Linked DNA regions of Homo sapiens: region 2 is linked to region 1. A link is a contact called in ENCODE Hi-C or POLR2A ChIA-PET data. All regions are on one chromosome and are shown on one strand. The core of a region is the stretch at or near the end of the contact, and the rest is flanking DNA. Distances in the headings are between cores, read along the strand shown.

The links. A loop is a pair of places that touch in the nucleus more often than their neighbours do. ChIA-PET counts read pairs that join two places held with the same protein, here RNA polymerase II (POLR2A). Pooled maps may share reads with other maps.
Region 2: a pooled map shows a loop between it and region 1 (3-fold over the local background). The contact joins two enhancer-like sites. A Hi-C loop is called at or near these places in 26 of 168 maps with a recorded cell type or tissue (B cell, IMR-90, K562 and 17 more) and 25 of 50 pooled maps. POLR2A ChIA-PET finds 5 or more read pairs at or near these places in 10 of 52 experiments (AG04449, Caco-2, MCF 10A and 7 more).

What each region holds. Positions count from the first base shown.
Region 1 is chr2:144,454,787-144,460,444 of GRCh38, forward strand. All of the region lies in intron 2 of ZEB2 (zinc finger E-box binding homeobox 2), which reads right to left. Among named protein-coding and RNA genes, the nearest start is that of ZEB2-AS1, 62 kb to the right of the region's middle. Within about 2 kb of position 2,030, at least 9 of the 41 ENCODE cell types and tissues checked have a DNase peak (open chromatin) inside an H3K27ac peak, as active enhancers do.
Region 2 is chr2:144,488,806-144,495,371 of GRCh38, forward strand. The region is part of intron 2 of ZEB2 (zinc finger E-box binding homeobox 2); the gene reads right to left. Among named protein-coding and RNA genes, the nearest start is that of ZEB2-AS1, 28 kb to the right of the region's middle. Within about 2 kb of position 4,431, at least 2 of the 41 ENCODE cell types and tissues checked have a DNase peak (open chromatin) inside an H3K27ac peak, as active enhancers do.

The DNA.
Region 1 (5,658 bases), core at 780-3,279:
GATTTTCAAAGTTGGGAGAGAATCCATGAAATGATCCCTCGTTCCTGTAAATGTACACACATGGGTGTGCCTGCCTACACCATCAGAGCATCACACACACACACCCTGCACACACATCACCACACACACCCTCTATGCTAAATCTGCCTTCAATTAACCAAAAGCACAATTTTGCCCTGACAGAGAAGATTTCATTTGGTCCACATATGACTAGGGAGCCGATTTCATTTCCTGTAAAAAACCCCCTCAAACGCTGCAAAGTTACCTGACTCAGCTGCTTGTAGAAATCAAATTCAGTCAGAGATAACAGCTAATCATTTGTCACAGTAAGAAGCAATTCCCTGAAATCGGAAGGGAAAACCTGCCGCTTCAATCCGCAGGTCTGTCAGATTGCTAGAAATTACATTCTGCTCTGACTAACCTCTGCACTTGGATTGCTAACAACAAGCAGCCTGCTCTATCAAAAGAGAATATCATACAACCAGGAACCGCTTTTGATTCGTTCTGTTCCAATAACCTGAGAAAAGTTTATGGACATGCCTTGCTGCCTGGACCTCAATTTCCACCAACCTGCACACTGTTTTGAATTTATAGCACTGCAGCTCCATAGTAATGTAGGTAAAATTTACAAGCTGACTATCTGCTACTTCATTGAAAGAAAATTAAGAGTTGATTTTATAACCACACGACTGATATTTGCCTTCTGATACTTTGAGGAAGCATACGGTTTGGAAGCTTCAATTAAAATGCCAAAAGAGAAAAAACAAATTGATTAACTCTCAAAATACAATTTATATTTTTTAGAAATGCTTCCCGGGAGGGAATTAACTTTATACTCTTCTATGTAAACACTATTTGTGCAGCATAAGTTTAATAAAAATGATACATCACCTCTCTGTTAGGTTTATAATTTGCATAGCAATAGTGAATATGGAATTTTGGTCAAAATGTTTCTCTCGTCTCTCTCTCTTTCTCTTTCTCTCCCTCCCCACATCTCTCCTGCAATAGTACAGGATCGTTGGAAATGGGTAAGTTTAATATCTTTCCTAATCCCAAGAAGCCATTATTATTACTTAAAGTATATCTCAAGGTAGGTTATTAACCCCCAAGAAGTTACAGCTTTGAGTTAGAATCACATAATCTTAAAAAAGGACAACATATTTTCCAAGCAGTACTTAACCAAATACTCTTCTTTAACTCTGACTAGATTTATGATGAATACAGATATTGCAACTCTTATAAGAACTTAAAGATGGCGAACTCAGAGATTCAGCATTTAAGAAGGCTGCCTCTAAGACTAAGACTAAATCCATCCCAAGTTTGTTCCATTGTTTTTTTTTTTTAAAGCATTTTATTTTCCACAGTTGGAATCAGCTGAGGATACAGTGTGAGCAGTGACTCTGAATTTCCTTTGCTTTTGTCAAACTGTGTCACAACCATAAAGTTATTTTAACTGAGTTTATTTGCCTAGGCATTTCCTTTCTCTTGTAGTAGTGTAAGAGAAAGGAAAACAACCATTTAAAATGTAAGTACAGTTGAGTGGATATAAGGGACTCTTCCAGCTCCTATCGTAAGCAGACAATTCGATGATAAGTATGTGGGCTTTTTAAGCTTTAAAAAATATTCATAAATCCCTTTTTGGATTCTTTCATTTCAATTTTCTTCAAGCAATGAGAATTAGACAAGTTTATAAATTCTCATTTCTACCTTTCTTGGGCCAGTCCTGATTACTCTTATCATGGTTAATACTGGTTCACATGGGGGACTTCCACAAATTCTTTAATATACTGTGTATCTGGTGTAAAAAAAATTATGTAAAATACAATAATTGATGCTATTAATGTATTTGGTGAGATAATCTAATAGATTTCCTTGAAGTAACTCTAATAAATTTTTCTTCCTTAGTAAAAACAACCCCTTGGTCTTAGATTCTGCTCTTGTACAGTCATCCGTACAGTGGCCAGGGCTTAAGCTCTGGTACTGTATGAGTATGCAAACAAGCAGATTTCACAATCAGATGACACTGAGACTTAGGCTTACTGTGCCAGACTCTCTTTGGTGACTGTTCTCTCATCTTGGGCCAGCCTAGGGATCTGAGAACCTGCTGTAGTTAGAAAGAAGTCACCTGACCTCGAAGTTTCCCTCCTGTCTTTTCTCAATCGTTCCAGCTCTCACACTCAAGAGTCAGAGCTCTCCACCACTGTCCTGGCCAGAGCAGCACCCCCCAAAGGTCTGCATGTACCTCTGGCAAGATAAATGCATATAGAAGACAATGCATTTTTAGTCCCTATAGACTTTCTATAACGTCTACGTTTCCAGAATCTCATGTGTGCCTTAAAAACCCTTTTCTTCTACATTTAAAAGGACAGTTTGATTATATAATAATACCTGGATTTATGCATTAATCCACTGACAGCAGAGCCCGTTAATAGACATTTTTCCACTTGCTCCTCATAACAAACCTTTGAAGGGGGGAGCAATTATTATGAGGATGATTTTATAGATGAGTAAATTGAATCTCAGAAATTTTAACTGACTTTTTCCCACATCACCTCGTGTTAGAATCTGGATCTGATTCCTGACTCCAGAAACTATTTGTCTCTAGATTCTATCTGTGCTCTCTTCATCACCTTGGGTGTACAAATCTAAGTGAGCAAACAAAAGCCAAAATAGGATTTTTAACTATTTAACAGAGTATGGTGGTGTCAGTATGAAATCTTGTTCATCTGGTTTAGTGGACATAACTGTGCCTGGGCAGAAGAGAGAAGGAGGAGAGAAGAACAAAGGCAAGGTCAAGAGCAACTACACTGAAATTGGGAGAAAAAGCAAGTTAGATATAAGGAAGAGGACCTGGTATGTAACAGGTATTAATGGGATCAGTGACATCCATCATTTGTGAATGGAACAGGTTTTATTTTGCTTGGAAGGTTTTTTAAATTTTTATTTTTTCATGAAAACTCAACAAATTTACATGCCAATCTCCCCCCATATTTACTCTCATCTCCCAATTTCTCTGAACATAAAATTCAAATGGATTCTACAAATGAACAGACAGCTGTATACTAAATAACTCACATAAGTACTTTTTTGTTGACATTTTGTCCTGTCCCAATTAATGTTTCTTTCAGGATTTGAGGTTAGGTATTCAATTAAAAATACCATTCTTTTCTTGGTCATAAGAATGTACTTGGAGCATTTATACTAAGGCGAATTTAGAGATCAGATACATAATGTGGTACATTCTGTAATATACATGCCTTATGCTACAGAAACTTGAAATTGGGCCTCAATTGCCTATATTTCTGGGCTGTTTTCATTGCTACTTTAATATTATCTATCTTATACACACACATACACACACAAACACACACACACCCCAACCACCACCACCACCACACAACTTCACACTTTTCTGGTATTTTTATTTGCTGAAGTAAAGGTAAATTTAAAAAGCAAATTAAAAATGTCAACAAAGTTTTCATAACATCTTAAAATTACCTAACTTTCTACTTTTAAAACTGAAATACCAACTCTGGATGACTAGAAATTGAATCGGAAATGCCCCCCAGTCTTTAGGTTGGCACTAGGGAAAGACCTATAACAAGTTGCCTGATTTTCCTAAGAATACATTGAGAGAGGGTTTGCAGTTCTCGCCAGCTGGAGGAGTCTTCCTGGTATTGATTGATTATCACAGTATTCACCTTGGAATGATATAGATATACTGGATATTATGAAGCTTGGAATTTTAAAAAAATTACCATTTTGTAATTTTGTTCACATTCCAACTGACAGAAGACACAAGAGATACTTCAATTTTCTAAGAGAATGAAAAAAAAATCTTGCCCATTCTTCTGAAATTTAAGTAGGCAGCCCTTGAAAGATCACTGGGAAAAGTCTGTATTTTCTCAGGTTTAACTAAATAATTTATGCATACTTTCACTTTGGCATGATGAAGCAATTTTAGCCTTTAAAACCCACAACTACTCAGGAGGGAAAAGGTCTGGTTCCTGCAACTTAAATAATTTAAACATCCAGGTGGAAATGCTTTCAGCAGTTTCCCTTTTTGAGACAAAGGACGAAGACCAGAATTTTGAGATACCAAGAATAAAGAATTGATAAAAGACGTAAGCTCGGATGTATTTAATTTAGAATGGGAATCTTGCAATATTTTTTGAATGATAGAGACCAGAGTGAGGTGTGAGGTGAAACGTCTGCTTGCCTGCTGTTTATAATAAATGAACACATAGAAAATAACATGTCAGTATAGCCCTAAGCCACACATATATGTATTACATATATAAACATAGCATACACAAATAGAAATATCTATAAAGCTACTATAACCCCATAACCCACGTCAGCCCAAGCTTTAAGCATTAGGTAGCTACTGGAGATCTTAGAGGAAGCTGTGTTAAGAAATATTGTGCTTTAATCCCTGGCTTCTTGGGTTATATAAATGTGTATATCTTTTGATATACAACTAAGGAGAGTAAGATAAATGAAAATGGAACAAAATGTCACTTCTGTAGGACACGGGGCTGCAAAAAGGACAGAAGGAACTACTAAAATACTAGAGGAGATTTTGATATGTAGGTACCCAGCACAATCAGCCCTCTCAGTCCATGGCCTCTTAGCCTGAAGTCAGATTTCAGAACTGCCATGGGGAAATTTACCTTCTCACTTGCAGGTCTGTAATGATATACTTGTAAAGGAGTGTGGGACTTGGAACACTGCCCGTGTAAATTTAGAGCACAGCTTATAATCAGAAAGTTTTGAGGGTTAAAAAATTTCCTGCTGTCTTATCAACATACTAAAAAAATGCATAGGGCACTTTGTGTTGTAATTTCTTGTGGGAGAGAAAAACACTTCACAACTCATAAAGCACTGGTCGTTATTATTTCTAAAAAATCTTTGTCACATCCATATCTGATGCTCATGTAAAGATGACAATCAGCTAAGGTACGAAATAAGGTAACAGAGCTAAAGAGAATTGGTTTCCTTTAGAGTTAAGCATAACCAAAATTATACAGGAAGGGTAAAAAGAGATCTTGCTACGTATGTATTCTTTAAAATGAGTGCAGGCTTCATTCTCTCATAGAGGAAAACAGGCTCGTAGATTTTAACACTCCGAAACTTTTGGCCCTGTGCATCATAGGCATGCAACATACTGGGTCCCGTAAGGAGAGATCCTGAAGAAAATATGAAGAAAGGTTACCCTCCGAGCCAACAGGAAAGGTTAAGGTTGGCCAGGGCTGCATAAGACAGGGTTGCTGAAACCCAAAGGTCACATCCTGAACAAGGTTGCTATGTTATGATGATTTCATTCTGAATGCAATTCTGGCTTTGTTTTTGTTGTGGTGCTGTGGGTGAGGGCCACCCAAGTGACGTAGGTTAGAGATGTGGACTGGGGAAGAGTGATTAAACCATGGACACGTCAGTGTTGTTAAGGGATTTAAGAAATATTATTCTTGATCTATGTAAAGAGCTTGAACATCAACGGCTAAGGTATACAATGTGAAGTGAGGCCTAGAAAGAGACTGATATGGGGTGGGTGGTTGTTCTTTCATTTTCTTTTCTTTCTCTCTCTCTCTATTTATTTATTTATTTTTTGGTCATCCATTGACTTTAATTAAGCCCAGCCAGCCTTATAAGCATGGG
Region 2 (6,566 bases), core at 3,181-5,680, 36 kb after region 1:
TCTAAAGTGCCTGCCACAACCCTATGAGACAGAGAAATGGACTGGTTACTTTTAACATATAGTTTATTTGCCTCTTTAGAAAGTGTTGTTCTTTCTCCAGCATGGTTGACTAAAAGCATCAACTCCCTTAATCTAACGATGATTTGTAATAAGAGGCTCCTTTGCACATACTGGGTACTCAAAATAATGTTTTTAAAAAGGCATGAATGTTCTTTTTTATTGTGATAAAACATACAAGATGAAATCTACTCTATTATTGCTAACTATGGGTGTATTGTTGTTCAGCAGATCTCTAGAATTTACACGAGTGCTATTTAACATAAAGTTTATGTTGGGCCACATCTTTAACTGATCAGTCCCTCTTTTCTCAGAAGGGGTGACCTATGGTGGTATGTTATTACAATGAAAGAAAAAATGCAGCACATGTTGAAGTCTTAAAGTAATAATATCTTTTTAAATACAGTGGGCACACAATCCACAGAGATTTTTTCAGACCCCCTTTATTTAGTGTTGCCTTTAGAGGGCCTTGTTTATTCATGTTTCTTTTTCTTTTTTTCCTCTGGCCTAATAAAACATATTAGCTCTTTTCCCTAAGCAAAAACACTCCTATCATGAATCAGGCAACTAGTGGGAGACTGCTGGCCAGGTTTCACCCCACTAAAATTCTAATCTATACTTTGTCTTTTAGAATTAAGGAGAAAATGCATATCAGCAGAATCTCCTCTCTACTTTATTTCATTTATAAATTACTAGAATGATGCTATTATATATTATTAATTTCTGCTGTTCTCCAACTCTGCTGCAGCAGTGAGCTGCGGATGTTGGAACGGTGTAATTATGTTCTAGTAGGGTAGCCATCCGTTTCCTTTCAAAAATTTACAGGATTCTTAATCACGCTGCTCATTTGGGTGCGCAGCAGCGAGGATGGCGAAACACAAACAGGGCACGTTCGTTTACATAGGAACACCTGCTTAGCATGATAGCAGATGTCAGTCAGTAAGCAGAACACAAAAGGAAAAAAAATATCAACAACAGCAAACTCGAACCATTTTGATTTGGTGCAAGGAAATCTTTTCAGGACTGATGGCAACAGTGGACATTCCTTCTGAAACACAAACGGAGGCTCTGAAATTCCCATGTCTTGTTTGTGGTTAACATGTTGTCAGAGAGAAAGGCTGTTTTTGCCTCTTGTTGCTTTCTGGTATTCATTCTGACTCTCTTTATTATTTGGGGGAATTACTAAAATTACCCTGCCTCAGTTTCCTGATCAGTAAGCAGACAATGGGTTGGGATATTCTAATTAAACACCTAGTTCCCTGAAAGTGATGATCATTAGAGGCAATGCAATGGTAAGAGCATGACTCTCCCCAGATATAGTTCAAATCCCACCACTGTCACTTAGTGGTTGCATGACATCAGTCAAGTTATTTAACTTTGCTAAGCCACAGTTTCCTGATTTGTCACATCTGCTGAGAAAATTAAATGAGATAATGTATACAAATGCCTGCCACATAATAATGATACAATAAATGGGAGCTGTACTATTATTATTAATATCACCACTGTCATTTTCATTATTATTTGGATCCTCACAGAACCTTTCCTACTCAACGTATTATTTATTAGAAGTCTAGAATGACTACCAACAGAAATCTCTTGCAGAGATCATGATAAAATGTGGTATTTTTGATGTGCAGAGTTCTATAACGTTATTATAATGACACTTACTACTAACACTACTGTTATTTTACAGTTAGAGATCCTGCCATCATTTCTACTACGTTTTCTAGGATTTACATCTGAGCCATAAAAAAGTTTTCTTGGCTGTACCCTGCCTAAAAAGAGCCTCGATGAAAGTGAAGTGCTTTCTGCAACTTTGACACAATAAAATGAAGCTATGGAAAGGAAAAAATGACAAGTTCATCATCTTCCTATGTCCACTCCACCCTTCCACTTTTCGCACTCATTTTTTAAGGGCTTTTCGGACTATACTGGTATTTCCCATTCTCTTCCTTTTCCCAAAATGGTTAAAATTCAAAATGGAAAACAGCTATCACACATGGGCAATGACTAATTTTCCTAAGGAATTTTAGTATTCGGAATGTGTCTGCTCGTGCAGGCCTCTGCGATAAAGCCTCCCTGAGTAGGCATTGACTTGATACCCAATAATGGCTGCTAAGGAGCCGTTATGTAGTGCCGTGTCAGTGATCCGTGCGTTGAGGACTCCCCGAGTACGCATTGACACGATAGACCGGAACAGCTCAGAAGAAGCTGTTATGGTCTATCATGCCAGTGATGTGCGGATATTGGCAGGGCCTCTGGCCCTTCTGTGGAAATGATGGAGTCTCTGAAGGAGCTGGGGTGGGCGCCATGTGGGCGCCATCAGTTGAGCCTAGCAGCAGCTCCATTTTCCCTTTGCCTTGGGTTTACTTCAGAAGAGTCAGCTCGGAAAAGTTGTCCAATTACTTCAGTGGTCCCAATATTACACCACCAAAACGTGAGCAAAAGTGAAAGATATTCTTGCCACTTCGTCTTTCGTTTCTTCTCAAGAGAAAAAAAAAAAAAAAAACGACCTAATACTGTTAATGAAAAAAGGGGGCACAAAAGTGAAGGTAACAGTTTGTCATGTTTTTATAAGTTTCAGATTATAAATATATCTTTTCTGCTTTAGGAATTTCATCATGTACATGTAGATGGTGCCGGGCAGACTTTTTGTTGTGGTGGTGGTGATTTTCAGAGATTGAAACATTTAATCCATGCAAAGAAAACTACCTTCTTCATATGTCCTCAGTAGTTAAATAGGTACTCAGAACTCAGCATATAGGAAATGGTTCAAAAAACCTTGGGAAGAGAAGTGCAAGTTCAAGAATAAAGTTTGGATTCACACATGCTTTACCAACTTAAGGCAGTAATTAATTCACTTATGGTATTTACATGCCCCTCTTCAGATACTTATGGAGAACATGGGAATTTTAAATTCACAATTCAGTGCAAGATTTAAAATGATCTTCATTAGAATTTGAAGCTATACTCTAAACTGCTTTATATACTACCAACAGGGAGCCTCATTATGTAGTACTATATTTGGACTACCTTCTTTACATTTTGTAGCTGTAGATTTTGAATGTATTTCTGGTATGCTTAAGCAGAATCAAACAAAGTGTTTTAATCAACTCTATTAACTAACCAATCCACACAGTTGTGTGGCAAACGTATAGTCAAGAGACCTTGTGCTTCTTCTTTTCTGATGTCTTCAAAGGATCGGGGGAGAAGAGAGATCTGAGATACCCAAGCACAGAATGATAGCAAAGGATTGCAGAAACACCAAAGTGCTTCACTAAAAAAGATGATGGGAACAAAGAAACCGTCAGATTAAGCGGAAAATAGCTAAAATGATTGTGATTCTAAGTACAGAAGGTACTTCTGCATGCTCATTTCCTTGAGTAGAAAATAGCCCAATTTTCATAATGAAATTTGGAACAGGGGTAAGATATCTACCCATGGTATGTATTAAATGTTGATTGACTTGTTGACGGGCAGAAGGAGCTCACTAAATGCCAACCCAAAGTGAATGCTCAAGTGACAAAGAAGAGTGGAGGAAGGGGACAGAACATTAATCACCTACTATGTGCTTGGCACTTTACCTGTTACCAGTATTTCTTCCCAACTGCCCTATAACATGAGTATTATTATGAGAAGCAGAGATGCAGTTAGACTGAACAACTTGCTACAGGTCTTATGGCTTGTATGAAAGTAGAAACCAAATTTGAGCCCAGATGTCCAAAGCCTACACTCTTCCGAGCACCCACACTGCCTCTCTGCCTCCCTGACTCCCAAGTCTCAAAGGTGTCATTGAGAAAGGCAGAGAGCCAGTTGATTTAAATACAAACTAAAAACAAAAACAAAAACAAAAAGCAAACCCACTCAAGTATTCAAAATAACATAGCTGTCACAAAGTGAATTTCAAAAAGTTATTAATATGGTGGTAGGGAATCTGACATAAAGTTACCCAAAGCTTTTTTCTACATATGATAATGTATACTGAATCTTTAATATACCCGCTGTATTCATTATACCTTTGCTTTAACGAAACAATTTTTGTATGTCATGGCCTGAGCTGAGATGGGCAAGACTGCCCTCAAGCCATTTACACATTTGTGGGGAGACAAATAGGAATCAGATATTTTAAGTGCTGTGACAAAAGTCATCTCAGAATGTATTCTTTTTGGAGGAGATGCTGTTTCTATAAGAAAAAGTACCATGTATATTTCCTGGAAATGTAGAGGTAGAATAGCATGCCAATCACTATGACTATTTCTTTTTTCTTCTTTTTTTAAGTACTCTCCAAAGAGTAAAAAAAAAAGGAACGAATATCTCAGGCTACGGTTATTGTTTCCTCTTTTCAAGAATGTTTCAGCAAGGCCCAGAAACTGAAGTGCCTCCATCGTAGGGTTCCTGGCATCCTGATTAGTCACACCTTGAAACAGTCATAATCAGAATTTAGTGAGCGTTTTCTAGGCTCCAGACACTGTCTTTAGAATTTTGTGTAATACTCCCAAAGATTCTATAAAACAAATACTGCTCCCCATTTTTAAGCATTAAGAACCGAAGTTCAGAGTGGTTAAGAAACGCACCCAGGGGCACATGGCATGGAGAGTAAATGGCAGAATCAGAATGTGGACACAAATTTGTTTGGGTCTGAATCCTGTGTTCTTTTCATTATATCGAGTGTCTGGCCTCCTTGGGGAGGGAGGAGAACTGGGCTCCATTTGTTACAAGTGAATAGATCTAGAGATGTTATTGGAGCAGGAGTCTGGGTGGTGGAGATTGGAACATGAAACAGTGAAGCAGCTCGCCTTGCAGCCTCTAGCAGACAGCACATGCAGAGTATGTGGACCAATTCATAGCTTCTAACTTTCATCCTTAGTTGTGTAACCTCTTTGTGATATTAAAATAGTATCTTAAATTCCCATCCCATTCACCTCTCTTATGGCTGCTGTCCAAATCCTATTATTTAGGAACTTAATAATTTAAAATAGCTTGGTCTTTTTAGATTGTCAAAAACGGCCAGGCGCAGTGGCTCACGCCTGTAATCCCAGCACTTTGGGAGGCCGAGGCGGGCGGATCACGAGGTCAGGAGATCGAGACCGTCCTGGCTAACACAGTGAAACCCTGTCTCTACTAAAAATACAAAAAATTAGCCGGGCGTGGTTGCAGGCACCTGTAGTCCCAGCTACTCGGGAGGCTGAGGCAGGAGAATGGCCTGAACCCGGGAGGCGGAGCTTGCAGTGAGCCGAGATCGCGCCACTCCACTCCAGCCTGGGCGACAGAGCGAGACTCCGTCTCAAAAAAAAAAAAAAAAAAAAAAAAATAGATTGTCAAAAACTCTAATAAAACAGGAATATTTCACACATGCACAGACCCAATTCTGTGGGACACCCAAAGGCTAGCTCTTAAACTATGTCCTATCATCAGTGAAGAGGTAAAATCTAGACTGTTGAAAAGCACAATGCAAATATGAATTCCAATGAATCCTTGACAGTGCAACCTATGTGAAAATCACTATTCTGCTTATTATCTGTATCTATTAATAGACTTCAATTGTAATGATAAGGCAGACATTTCAATCAAATTTTTAGGTTGATAACTGACATAATGTTAAATTGTTGTTCTCTTTGGACAATGTAAATTCATTTCTGAAAAGGTACACATCTCTAAGTTCATTTCCTTAAATTCTAGGGCCTTTAAGAAAGGTAGACAACGTAGGAATATGCAGCTGTAATTTTTTTTAAGGCTACTGTTCCTTTAATGCCCAGCTGGTTCTGAGATGTAATAAAATTGACATATTGATTCCTTTGAATTTACAAATGCCTGTTTCATAAACTCCATCTCCAAAGCCTAGGCATCTTTAGAGCACTGTCATTTTTTTTCTCCAAATGGATCAATTATGTGCCCACGTAATCCTGTTACCTGTGAAATCCATGCATACTTCTCCCATTTGCTGCAGTTCCCAGGCGGACAAACTTGCATTATGTACGCATAAACAAACAGCGCATTTTCCTGATATTAGAGATTGTTTTCAAAGTGAAAGACAATCTCTGGGGTCCTTTACTCAGAAAAAGAAAAGAAAGAAAAAGCAAAAAGAAAGGAAAAAATGCCTATTTCTTCAAGAAGTAACCTCAGTGTATACACACACACATATACTATCTCTTGTCTACATGTGTATTTATGTTGACCACTCTGAATATTTCATTTAAATCACACAGTTTTGCTATGTTCGGTCCTTGAACTGCTCCAAGCAAGGAAATTCTTCATTTTAGTTAAACTAGTCTATGCAGGTTTATCACATTTTTTATTGCTATTTTTTCTCCTTTGTTGATAACTAGTTATTTAAGGGCAAATCATTCCCAAGACACCTTGAAACAATTGAGAAATGAAAACCCAGAGTGAACTGGGTTATAAAGTTTGCAGCTGTCTTATGGAAAGAAAAATCTTCAGTATTTTTCACTGCAGCACTTGACACTCTGGCTCTGAGTCTTCCTTAAACACACACAGAGTCCTTTATT